3 separate regions of the Homo sapiens genome follow, and all the other regions are linked to region 1. Evidence: chromatin contacts called from ENCODE Hi-C or POLR2A ChIA-PET data. All regions are on one chromosome and are shown on one strand. Each heading gives the region's core, a stretch centred on a gene start or an enhancer-like site at or near the end of the contact. The rest is flanking DNA. Distances are from core to core; before and after follow the strand shown. Region 1 overlaps LOC105379882 (a long non-coding RNA gene). Region 2 overlaps LINC02547 (long intergenic non-protein coding RNA 2547). Region 3 has its middle 90 kb from the start of PARVA.

Region 1 (3,953 bases), core at 1,163-3,662:
TGCCTCATTCACTTGTCCCCAACTAATGAGAGTTTCCTGCTTTTGCCCTGGGAGACTGATTATTGCCCTCCTCCTCACTGGGAGGTTGTGGGCAGGGAACATGCCAGTCAGGGAGGCCTCTGCTTGCACCCTCTCTACTCCCCAGTGAAACAGAAGGGGATGTCAAAGGAGCACTTCCCCTTGCAGAGCTTGGACTGCTCCAGGAACGTGCTGCTCAGAGGCCTGTCTTGGCCTCCTTATTGACTGAGGAAAGCAACATCTGTTGGCACAAAACAAAAGCTCTTAACTGTCTTGTTAAAGCCAGAGCTCCTCAACCAGCATCCACTGGGTAATTTTTCTGGGTTAATAGTTGGGCCACAGAGCTGAGAGACAGGGAGGGGTAATAGCCCTTGTTGCCTCTTAAAGCCATCTATACGTCTTGCGTTTGCCATGAACCCATTCCAGCTTTTCCCAGGTTTTGTTCCCCAGGCTTCCCATAGATGGCCTAGGTCAGAGTTTTTTTAATCTCTATTGCATCACAATCACCTGGGGAACTTTGGTAAAACATGAAGACTGAGCTCCACCTGGACTAACTGAACCAGAATCACTCGGGTATGGAACTCAGGGAACCTGTGCTTCTTAAAAACTCATGGAGTAATTCTGATGCACAGTGAGGGTGGTGAACCACAGTTCCAGACAGTTTTCCATAGGTTTGCTGGGCCTTTCTGTAAGCAAGTGGCTGCTGCTTAGAAAACTGTTCCCACCCCATACCCTATGCACAAGCACACACACACACACGCACACACACTGTCTCTCAAGTATCAGGGCTGTAGTGTGGTATAACTGAGTCATGGGCATGAGCCCCTTTCCCAACCTGCCCACCAGGTAAGCTCAGGTCACGAGAGCAATAACTACCACATGTGCAGGTCTTCACTGCTTACCAAGCTTTCTTCAGAGATATGAGTGCCTTTAATCTTCTCAGCTGCCTGGGGAATAGTGATTATATTACCATTCTACCAAGGAGAAACTTGAGGCCTGTGGTAGGCAGAATAATGACACCAAAGATATTCACATCCTAATTCTCAGAACTTGGTGGTTCTGAAAATTAATATAAACCCTTTGAAAAACATTTTGTGTAAAAGCCTTTGATCCAGTGACTCCACATCCAGGAGCCTATCCCAAGGAAAAACTTACAAACATAAAAATCCTTACGAGCAAAAGTATTTATCATAGAGTTATTTATATTTAAAAATTAAAATGATTTACATTTCCAAAATTATGGGAAGGCTTAGGTAAAATATGGTATAGTCACTCAACTATGTAGTCAGTAAAAATGTTCGCTGTGTATATTAATATAGACTATATTTAGTATAATTTAGCACATTTTATATAATTTAGAATATATTTAGACACAATATTTAATTGAAATACCAGGATCTCAAGTTGTATATACAGTATAACTATGTAAAAACTATTTTTTAAATGGAAGGAAATGTTTATTATGTTTCTCTTCTATTGTCTGAACTGTATTTTCAATTCTTTATGAGTATACTTTATAAATGAGTATTACAGTTCACCCCCTGCAAAGAAGTCCACATCCTGATCCCCAGACCTTATGAACATGTTACCTTATGTGGCAAAGGGACTTTGCAGATGGAATTAAGTTAAAATGGGGAGAGTATCCTGGACTATCCAAATGGGCCCAGTGTAATTACAAGGGCCCTTTTAAAAGAAAGACCGGAGGCTCAGAGTCAGAAAAGGAGAGGTGGTGATAGAAGCAGAAATCAGGGTAATGTGTCCAGGAGCCAAGGAATGCAAGCAATCTCTAAAAGTTGGAAATGGGCTGGGCACAGTGGCTTGTGCCTGTAATCCCAGCTGAGGCGGGAGGATTGCTTGAGGCCAGGAGTTTGAGGCCAGCCTGGGCAACACAGCAAGACCCTATCTCCACGAAAAATAAAAAACAAAATTAGCCAGATATAGTGGCGTGTGCCTATAGTCCTAGCTACATAGGAGGCTGAGGCAGGAGAAGTGCTTGAGCCCAGGAGTTCAAGGTTGCAGTGAGCTATATTGCACCACCGCACTCTGGCCCAGGCAACAGGGGGAGACCCTGTCTCAAAACAAAACAAAGTTGGAAAAGACAAAGAGCGGGTTCTCCCCTAGAGCCCCCAGAAGGAACACAGCGTTCGATTTTAGCCCCAACAAGACCCATTTCAGACTTTGACGTCTAGAACTGTAAGCTAATAAACTTCAGTTGTTTTAAGCCATGACATTTATGGTAGTTTGTTACAACAGCAATAGGAAACTAATATAAGACCCGAGGAGGTAAAGTCCAAAGTACCTGTAGGAGCTGAGACCAGTTCTCGTTTCCCTCCTACTGTAGACTCAGGTACCCCAAAGCCCAGAGCTGCCCCTTAAGAGGAGAAGAGACAGCTCCACTGTGTGCATGCACCCCTCTAGGGCTGTGGACTGGTTGAACCTATGGCAGTCCCAGCTGTTGAGCCTTCCCGCCTTCCCCTTTTCCTCTAGAGTCTCCTTCCTAGGGATTACAGTGTGGTGTACAGATAAGAGCAGAGGAACTGACTTGAATATAAGAGCATTTTCCTTTGGAACACTCCACTCCCCAGCCATCAAGGTTTTTATAGCAAACACCATCCATAGCAACAAGATCAAAAATTCTAAACAGGCAAAAGCTAACAATAAATATCTAAAACCATTATGTGTTGAATGACAGTGGTTAGAACAAACAAAAAATTAAACTAAAACCAGAAGGTGAGTTCTACCACTTTTTAAAGTGCCTGCAATCGCAAATACCCATCATCCAGGGGGAGAATTGGGGTTCTTTGGCTTTTGGTTTTTAAGGTGGAGAGAACATTGGCAGAACCTGTTAGGAAATGAATTCCTTTACATTGTTGGTTCTCCAGACCAGCAGTATCAGCACCATCTGAGAACATTATTAAAATGCACATTCTCAGGCTCCACCCAACACCTACTGAAAGAGGAGCTCTGGGGTGGAGCCCAGCCATCTGCTCTAACAAGCCCTCCAGGTGACACTCATGCGCACCAGTTTGAGAACCACCGTCCTACAGGAAATCCAAATGCTGCTAAAAAGTTTGCCTGTCTGCTATCAAACCGAAAACATAACAGTTTCCCAGTATGTAGGTGAACGGCTAGAGTTTGGGGCCAGACTGGCATAAAAAAAAAAAAAAAAAAAAAAAAAAAAAACCTCCGAGTTTGGGGCCGGATTGGCAAGAAAACCGAAGTAAAATACTGACGGGGAAGGGCCTCTTTACAACTTTTTTCTTATGGATGTGTGATATAAATAGTATGCTTGCTGTGCAAACACATCCCCAACCCCTCCTTCCAACCCCATTGCTGCCCCTTACCCTCGCCTACAAAAAAACTCCGTATCCTTCCGTTCCTCAGTCCGGACTCCAGCTTTTTTCCTGGTCTCTCTCAAGTCATCCAAACCTCCTCCCAACCGCCACAAAGCTGCCCACCTACTATGCAAATCTAAACCCTTCCCATTCCCTCCCTTCACACAGTCTTAAAAGTTCCCTCCACAACGAAATTTCGTGTCAGAACTGTCTACTGGAACCCTTGGAAGCAAATAAACCGCCTTCCTCTAGCCTGAGAAACGTTCATCTGTCTCCTCTCCACTCTTGGGACAGCACCAAGAAGCTGGTTCCCGTAGCTTAGGGTTCGCTCGGCTCGGACTAGCCCCGGCTGCTGGGCGAAGCGGAGACTGTTGGAAGACTGTAGTCTGGAAGGTTTAGACTGAGCTGGAGGGACACCATGTGGCCATACCCAGTATGACACCTCAGGCCCGGAGGCTTCTGTTGTTTCTGTGGTGGTGTTTTTGTAAAGACCGTGAAACATGATGTTTAGGGTATTTTTGAGAATTAAAAAAGAGCAAAAGTTCACTCACAATTATGCTAACAAGATTATTGTTATTTCTGTTTCTTTTATTAAACATT
Region 2 (4,050 bases), core at 1,388-3,887, 1.1 Mb before region 1:
CTTTTGGAGGTAACTGGGAAGCAGGAGAGGATGTGAAGTCAAGGCTGGTCTCTGAAGTGGAGGAGTTGGCCACAGGGAGAGAGGAGATAGGAAAGGACTTTGCAGTGGAGGGGGCAGCCAGGGAAAGCCCTGGAGGAGAAGGGGAGGGTGATCACCAGGGCATTAAAGCGGTCAGCGTGGCTGGAGTGGAGAGGTTGAGTGGAGATGAGGGAGGTGGTGAGGCTGCTGAGGTGAGGAGGCTGAGGTAGGAGGATCGAATGAGCCCCAGAGATCAAGGCTGCAGTGAACCGAGATCATGCCACTACACTCCCACCTGGGCACTGGAACAAGACCCTGTCTAAAAGAAAATGTGAAAACCATTCTTAGCTCTTAGGGCATACAGACACAGGTGGCAGGCAGAGTTTGGCTTGAGAGCTATAGTTCACTCACTCTCATTCTATCAGAAGGTGCCTGGATGGTGCATGGACAGGCCAACCCCTCTCCCACCCTCCAGCCTTTCCCCATCGCTTCACTTTCAAGTCTCATGCAGCCAGCCAGCCAGGTTTAAACACCACCTCCTCCAAGAGGACTTTTCTTACCTTCCCAGTCCAAGTTAGCCTCCCCCACTGTATTACTCCATTTTCACACTGCTGTAAAGAACTGCCTGAGACGGGGTAATTTATAAAGAAAAGAGGTTTAACTGACTCACAGTTCCACAGGCTTAACAGGAAGCATGACTGGGAAGCCTCATGACACTAACAATCATGGCGGAAGGCGAAGAGGAAGCAAGGACCTTCTTCACATGGTGGCAGGACAGAGAGCAAGGGAATCTACCACACGCTTTTAAACCATTAGATCTCATGAGAACTCACTATCACTAGAATGGCAAGGGGGAAAACAGCCCCCATGATCCAATCACCTCCTACCAAGTCCCTTCCTCCACACGTGGGGATTACAATTCTAGATGAGATTTGGGTGGGGACAGAGAGCCCAACCATATCACCCATCAACTTTGTGCCCCTTATAAAGTTACTGACCAGTAACTTACTGACCTCTGGGTGTGTATATGTGTGTGTGTATATATGTTTGTGTGTGTGTGTGCATGTGTGTGTATGTGCATGTGTGTGTTTGTATGTGTGTGGATATGTGTGTGTGTGTGTATTTGTGTATGTGTGTGTATTGTGTATATGTGTGTGAGCGCCTTTCCTTGCACCAGCCCTGTGCTGTGCCGTGCAGTAGCCACTAGCCACATGTGGCTATTTAGGGCTTGAAATGTGGTGAGTCCAAATTGAGATGTGCTGTGGGTGTAAAATACACACAGAATTTCAAGCAGCATAGAAAACAAGAATATAAAATATTTCATTAATTTTCCAGCTCTTAGGGAAGTTGATGAATTTTAATTACTGAATTTTATTTTAATTACATTTTAAAATGACAAGATATTGGATATATCTTATTAAATGTATTATTATTAAATTTATTTTTATGGTGTTTCTTTTTACCTTTTTTTTTTTTTTTTTTTTTGAGACAGGGTCTCACTCTGTCCCCTAGGCTGGAGTGCAGTGGCATAATCATGGCTCACTGCAGTCTTGAACTCCTGGGCTCCAGCAATCCTCCACCTCAGCCTCCTGAGTAGCTGGGACTACAGGGCACACCACCATGCCTGGCTAATTTTTATATTTTTTTGTGGAGACAGGGTCTTGTTAAGTTGCCTAGGCTAGTCTTGGACTCCTGACTCCAAATAATCTTCCCACTTCAGCCTCCCAAAGTGCTGGGATTACAGGCATGAGCCACCACACCTGTCCTTCTTATTTTTTATTTTTTTGAGACAGGGTCTCACTCCGTCACCCAGGTTGGAGTGCAGTTGTGTGATCACAGCTCACTGCAGCCTCATCTTCCTGGGCTCAAGTGATCACTACCTTAGCTTCCTGAGTAGCTGAACCTATAGGAGCGTGCCACCACACCTGGCTGATTGTTTTTTATCTTTTGTAACAACGGAATCTCCATATGTTACCTAAGCTAGTCTCCAACTCCCAGACCGAAGCGATCCTCCCATCTCAGCCTCCCAAAGTCCTGGGATTACAGGTGTGCACCATCACGCCCAGCCAGCCTGTGAGTTCTGACAGCAGCTGTGCTGGGTTCATTGTTGTCACTCCAATGTCTAGTGCACAGAGTAGGAGAGGGAGGGGACAGGCACAGGGATGTCTGAGGGCTTCCCACGCACCAGATGCTGTGTTAAGCCTCATCCATCTCGTTTTGTCCTCCCAGGAACCCTGTGCCAGGGATGGTGGCGTGGCAGCAAGGCGGAGAGTAGGAGGGCTCATTTAGGCCCCAGGCTACGGTCAGGGGTGAGGGGACAGGTAGAGTCCTCTCTGCTTTGTAGGCCTCCTGGGTTTCTAGACAAGAGGACACCACCCTCCTGCCACCACTTTGCATACTTCCTGGGTCACCGTCTTCCCAACTGGGGCTCAGCCATGGCCATTGTGAAATTTGTTCTGTCTCCTCTCAGACTCTGCCTCCCACTCCCATATCCAGACACGTTCCTGCTAGTGACAGCCACATGACCCTCCCAATAACCACACGCCCAGCCTGGCAGCCTTCCTGGGCCTCAGGAGTGTGGTAACTTTGGAGAAGGGCTTCTGACTCAGGCAGCTGAGCTTGCTGCCAGGTGGGGACTGGCTCTGGTCTCAGTGTATCTCTGGGCCCCTTCCCAATCCCAAAATGAAAGTCCCTCTTCAGGAGTGTAACCATCCAGGAACCAGCCCTCAGCTCAGCACTGGGTAGTGTCTGCTCATAAAAATGGCCACAAGGTGGCACTGTTCCCACAGCCATTCCCTTCCCCCACGGCAAGACCACGGGTCACACCTGCATCCAACAAAAATATTACAGCTTTTGGAAGAGGTTTTCCCTGGACTGGTTGGTGAATTTCATTCTCAGTCTTCAGCTGCCAAAGGTTGTTTAGACTCGGGAATTCTGCTATAAAAAATGGTCATCTCTGAGTGCACACTTAAAAGTCAAGCAGGTTATGACTCATTGTCAATCCCCCTGCAAAGGAATTCTGTCCTGAGAGGCCTCGTGCACGCCTGACACATACAAGAGGAATGCACACACGTTAAGCAGAAAGCACGTGGGTCTTCCGTGTGCAGACACGAAGGCCGGGAAGAATGGCCCTACAGGTGATCTAGCCGTGTTCTGGTTTTCTTTTTTTGTTTTAGCCTTAGGATTTTTATTTAGGAAAAACAACAAAACAAAACAGAAGCCACTGCCCTGACTATGGAGTAGCCATTCTTTTATTTTCTTACTTTGTTAATAAACTTACTTTCACTTTAAAAGAAAAAGAAAACCAAAAAGACCTCACATAGAAGCCAAATAAGTAAAATGAGGGTAAAATTTGAAAAATATATGGTGGTTCTGGTTGCAGATGTGGGGATAAAAGAATCTCTTCCCAGTGAAGAATTTTCTAGAGCAGAATTTGAAATGTATCCATCTAGTCTCACTGGCTTATTTTATAGGAGAATAAACTGAGACTCAGAGAGGAAAATGACTTGTTCAAGATCACATACTACTTTGGAATGTTTTCATTTTAAATGAAAGTCTCAAAAGGCAGGTATTTTCACTGAGAAACAAAAACAGTTTTTATTTTCTCTGACATATGTCCAGATGCTCTTCAAGTTACGGTGACCCGGGGCACAGGAAGAGTACTGCCTGACACTTCTACACAGCTCTGTTCATTTCAAATGCTTTCAGCATCTGTTGCCCTGTCTGGCCCTCACAATACCCCTTAGAGTTTGGCAGGGCAAATGGATACCCCATTTGTCTGAGGCGAGACCAAGGCACAGAGACGGAACTGGGCTTGCTTTAGGACACAAAGTGAGTGAGTGTCACTAAAAAATAAAATAAAAGACTAGCATCCAGGACTCCAGCAGCAATCCTACACAATCGTCTAGAGTTAAGTTTATGCTATGTCAGGGGGGAAACAAACAAGCAAAAAAAAACAGACGAGGCTGCTCGGTATTGGTGCTCAAGTGATGAAAAAGAAAAGTGAGGGCAGAGGCTCCCTCGTTGAGAATA
Region 3 (4,132 bases), core at 958-3,457, 1.4 Mb before region 1:
GAAACCTTGGTATGGCCCACCGGGGGCTGCCTTGCCTTCTGCAGGGGTCTCAGTCACACGTGCAGCTGGCCCTTAGGGTTGTTTTGTGCGAAGGAGGCTGATGCGCACACCAGCGCCTGAGTTTCAGCATCCAGGCTGCCTCTGGGTCAGGCGCTTGTGCTACCTCCTCTCTGGGCCCTCTGGCAGCAGCAACCTTTCTCGTAGATCCTAGAGGTCATCTGGCAGCATGATCAGCTGGGGAGGGTGCCCAGGGCAGCCACATATCCCCTCCGGCCCTCCCACCTGGGGCTTGGGGCCAGAACCAGCTGTGATGGGGCAGTAATGCCTCTGGACAGGAGGGATGGTACCATGCATTCTGCTCCCAATGGCAATGCCAGCCCTGCTCCCTGAGGTTTTCTTTTGGGCAAAGTAAAGACAATAAAAAAGATGGCTCTCGTGGCTTTCAGCTCTGGGGATTTTCGGGAGACTGGGACTCCATGGTGCAGCTTCCCAGAACTTGGAGGTTTTGCAAGGCTCAAATCCCCCTCAAAGTCTTGGAGCGCCCTCTAGGGGCGGCAGCCTGAGCAGGCCTGAATCCATGTCCTCCCTTTGTACGCAGTCCAGCCAGCTCGCTCCTTGGTTCCTTACTTCATTCATTGATTCAGCAAACAAGGATTGGGTTCCTCCTCCGGGCCAGACCATGCTAGACACTAGGCTGATTGAAATGATCAAAACTCAAGCCCTGCCCTCAAAGCAGCTTTTGTATACTCTCGAGAAACGCTGTGCAATACTCCTTGATAACTAAAGGCTGAGTTTCCCAGGCCCATCCCAGACACCATGGGGCTGCTCAGCAGTCCTCTTGCTCCTGCACCTCCCCCAGCGACCCAGCCCTATTGGGAGGGTCTCCCACCAGCCTCCCTGCTCTCACCCCAGGCTGGGAGCTTCCTGAGGAGGGACTGATCCCCCACACTGGTGGCACACAGTAGAGTGGGCTGGAAGCCTTGGGATGGACCCTACACTCATATAGTCCGGGCCTGGGCAGCAGGCTTCCAGGGACTTGGGGAGGGCCAGAGCAGGGCAGTAAAGGCGATGACCCATGTGTGGCAATGCTAGCTCCTCTGCCCTCTGCTGTCGCCGCTGGGGGCTGTCAGAGGATTCAGGAGTGACTCTAGGCTGTCCTCAGATGAAGTGGCCTGCCCAAGAGTGCAGCCCTGGGTCCTGCTCCCAAGGTGCCCCTGTCCCAGCCTGACCTGGTGTGACGGTGGTGCGTCTGGGGATGGTGGGGGAATGACTCACTGGCTGGGAGCCTTGACTCAGAAGGAAGGAAGACCAGGGCTCAGTTCCAACTGCAACAACGTTTCTTGGTAGAAACCCCTGTCTAAGCCAAGGCCTTTCTGGGTCCTCCTCTCCTAGGGTGAGGCTGGAGAGGGAGTGGGTGTGGGGGGAGGTGGAAGGCAGCGATGAGCCTGGAACTGGATGAAGAGTCTCTGCCCCTCGCTCAGGGCCTGAGGAGGTAACTCTGCTCAGTGAGTGCTGCAGTCCCTGGATCCCCGGCCTGCCTAGATGCTGTGAGACTGTGCGTGTTCACTGCGCCCCCTGGCAGGGCCTGCCGCCTCAGCACCTGCCACAGCCCTGCTCTTCCCCAGGACACTGGGACCAAGGGTGACTCAGAAAAAGGAGCAGGTGTGTATGTGTGTGTATGTGTAGGGGTGTGAGTGTGTGTGCGTGTGCATGTGTGTGTGTGTGGATGTGTGGGTGTCTGTGTGTAGCATCCTGTTTTGTGTGAGGCCGTTAATCTGATGGCCCAGTCTCACTCCAGTGTACAGAATCAAATCATAGAGTTCCTGAACCTCAGTTTACTCATCTGTATTTCAAAAAGCTTAGAGGCAATGATGGCTAAGGCCCTGTCTGGGTGAAACTGTAGAATCCTAAGGCTCCATAATTCCTGAGCCAGGGGTGGGGTGGAGGGGGATGGGAAGATCTTGAGTCCCTTGGAAAAGGCTCCCTCTAGTCAGCAGTGGAAATAAAGTCAAGCTTATATTTTATTTCTTGCCTCTGACAACCAGGAGGCCATGCCAGAGAGATACCATGTAAGGAATGAGAACGGCTGCCCCTGAGAATTAACCAGAGATCTTCTGCCCAGCCCCAGCCTCCCACCCCCAGAGAGCTAGTGACTCACTCCACCAGAATTCTCTCCTCCAGTTCTGGTATTTGCTTGGGGTTGGAGACTGGAAGCTATTGGCCCGTTGCAGAGCTGCTGTGGAAAAAGAAAGGGACAGGGAAGATGGGGTGGGAGGAAGAGTCCATTAAATGTGTAGAGTAAGTAGGAATTTATCTCCTATAGCTCAATTACCACAAGTCAATAGACTAATGATTATAATAGACTGAACTCTCTCCTTCCCTCACACCATACTGCTGTCCCCACAACACACTCTACCAAACTTTTCATTTGTTCACACATCAAATATTTTTGTGTTTTTGTTTGCTTGTCACCAGGCTGGAGTGCAGTGGTGGGGTCATGGCTCACTGCCCCCTCGACCTCTCGGGCTCAAATGATACTCCCACCTCAGGCTCCCGAGTAGCTGGGACTATAGGCATGCACCACGACACGCAGATAATTTTTTAATTTTTATTTTTTATAGAGACAGGGTCCCACTGTGTTGCCCAGGTTGGTCTCAAACTCCTGGGCTCAAGTGATCCTCCCACCTCGGCCTCCCAAAGTGCTGGGGTTACAGGCATGAGCCACCACACCTGGCATCAAATATTTGAGACCCTGCTATGGGACAGGTACCACCCTCAGAGAATGCCTCAAATTATGAACCATCATTACTAAGATCATCAGTGAGCATCTACATGCATCTATGCGTATATGCATATGTGTAGACATATTTATACATGCATGTGTACATACGTACATGCACATATTCATTCATGTCAGAACAGTTATTTAAAGCTAAGGTCATCACGGGCCATCAATGTTCCATATATGTAATACATTAAAAACTGGAGCTGCTCTGATTGAAGCCAGGAAGCTGCAGGAAGTTCTACTCTCTGCCTCCCCTTTCCCCACAGAGCCCCCCAAACCCTTTGGAAACCAGGTTTAATTGAGGCTGTGGACCATCATTGCTGTGGCCCTCCCTTGGCCTGGTTCCAAGGGAAACATATTTGCGGGACACTGTACTTCCTGTGGAAGACCCCTCTGCCAGCTGGGCCTTGAGGATTAGCTGAGCAAAATGAACATCACATGCAGAAGAAAAACAGGTCTTGGTCACTTAGGGTGTGAGAGTGGGCAGTGGGGTCCACGTGTTCCCTGTTCCCAGGCAAGGCCTGCAGATGCATTCCCAGGCTTCAGGCCCCTGCGCCTCCATCACTGCTGGAGAGAAAGGATGGGGACGGTGAACATCTGAATGTGCACACAGGCAGGGCCAGGAAGCATGAACGGAAAGGAAGCCCAAGGGCATGATGTGGGTGTGGGAGATGGACGCAGGGAGGGTCTGAATCCAGGACCCTAAATCCAAGGCCCAGCTAGCCCAGCCCTCTGTCTTTCTTTCTGTCTAGAAACAGTCCTAGATATTCCACTCCCTGCCAGGTCTCACAGTGGAACTCTTTCTTAGCAGCCAGGCTGTGGAGCACAGGTGACAATTACTACCTGGGGGCTTTCCTTCCTCAAGACCAGCTCCTTCAGCTCCTCTCTTTCCCTTACTCCATTTGTGAAAATGCCTTTGCAAAAATTATAACTGAGAAAATTATGACAGTGACAGAGATCTGACTTAACCAATCCCTCTTGCTTCTAACCTCCACCCTGTCTTTGTTCATTCCTGGGCGTAGGCTGAACTAACTTTGGGAGGAACTTAGTTTATAGTTTAGTTTGGAAACAAAGACGATAACAGCCCTTTCCCCAGACAAACCCCCTTCCTGCCTGGGGACAAGACTGCCTTTGCAGGACTAACAAATTAGCCGCAAGATTAGAAATTGTGGTTTAAGAGTCATGCAGCTGGAAGTTGCAAGATTCCGAACCTTCCCAAATTGCATCTTGAGGCTAACATCACTATTGTAAAGCCTAAGATCAGTGCTTGGGATATTTTGCAGACTCTGCGCTCAGAGGTTCAACTGGCACCACCTAGATTGATAAACTGGCTCATCTGGTCTTTTA

The links. A loop is a pair of places that touch in the nucleus more often than their neighbours do. ChIA-PET counts read pairs that join two places held with the same protein, here RNA polymerase II (POLR2A). Pooled maps may share reads with other maps.
Region 2: a map of naive thymus-derived CD4-positive, alpha-beta T cell shows a loop between it and region 1 (10-fold over the local background). The contact joins two enhancer-like sites. A Hi-C loop is called at or near these places in 8 of 168 maps with a recorded cell type or tissue (CD4-positive, alpha-beta T cell, CD4-positive, alpha-beta memory T cell, CD8-positive, alpha-beta T cell and 4 more), 2 of 37 single-sample maps with no recorded cell type and 19 of 50 pooled maps. POLR2A ChIA-PET finds 5 or more read pairs at or near these places in 3 of 52 experiments (Panc1, activated CD4-positive, alpha-beta T cell and activated T-cell).
Region 3: a loop to region 1 is called in a map of ascending aorta, with 5 times the contacts of the local background. The contact joins two enhancer-like sites. A Hi-C loop is called at or near these places in 4 of 168 maps with a recorded cell type or tissue (CD4-positive, alpha-beta T cell, CD8-positive, alpha-beta T cell, ascending aorta and 1 more) and 10 of 50 pooled maps.

The regions. Positions count from the first base shown.
Region 1 is chr11:10,933,720-10,937,672 of GRCh38, reverse strand. It overlaps LOC105379882 (a long non-coding RNA gene), which reads right to left. Exons shown (of 4, transcript XR_001748122.2): 3 at 3,363-3,953. Among named protein-coding and RNA genes, the nearest start is that of ZBED5-AS1, 77 kb to the right of the region's middle. RefSeq lists a silencer at 824-1,012. Within about 2 kb of position 2,412, at least 2 of the 41 ENCODE cell types and tissues checked have a DNase peak (open chromatin) inside an H3K27ac peak, as active enhancers do.
Region 2 is chr11:12,043,163-12,047,212 of GRCh38, reverse strand. All of the region lies in intron 1 of LINC02547 (long intergenic non-protein coding RNA 2547), which reads right to left. Among named protein-coding and RNA genes, the nearest start is that of LINC02547, 14 kb to the right of the region's middle. Within about 2 kb of position 2,637, at least 27 of the 41 ENCODE cell types and tissues checked have a DNase peak (open chromatin) inside an H3K27ac peak, as active enhancers do.
Region 3 is chr11:12,285,191-12,289,322 of GRCh38, reverse strand. It overlaps a transcript of MICAL2 not described here. Among named protein-coding and RNA genes, the nearest start is that of PARVA, 90 kb to the left of the region's middle. Within about 2 kb of position 2,207, at least 23 of the 41 ENCODE cell types and tissues checked have a DNase peak (open chromatin) inside an H3K27ac peak, as active enhancers do.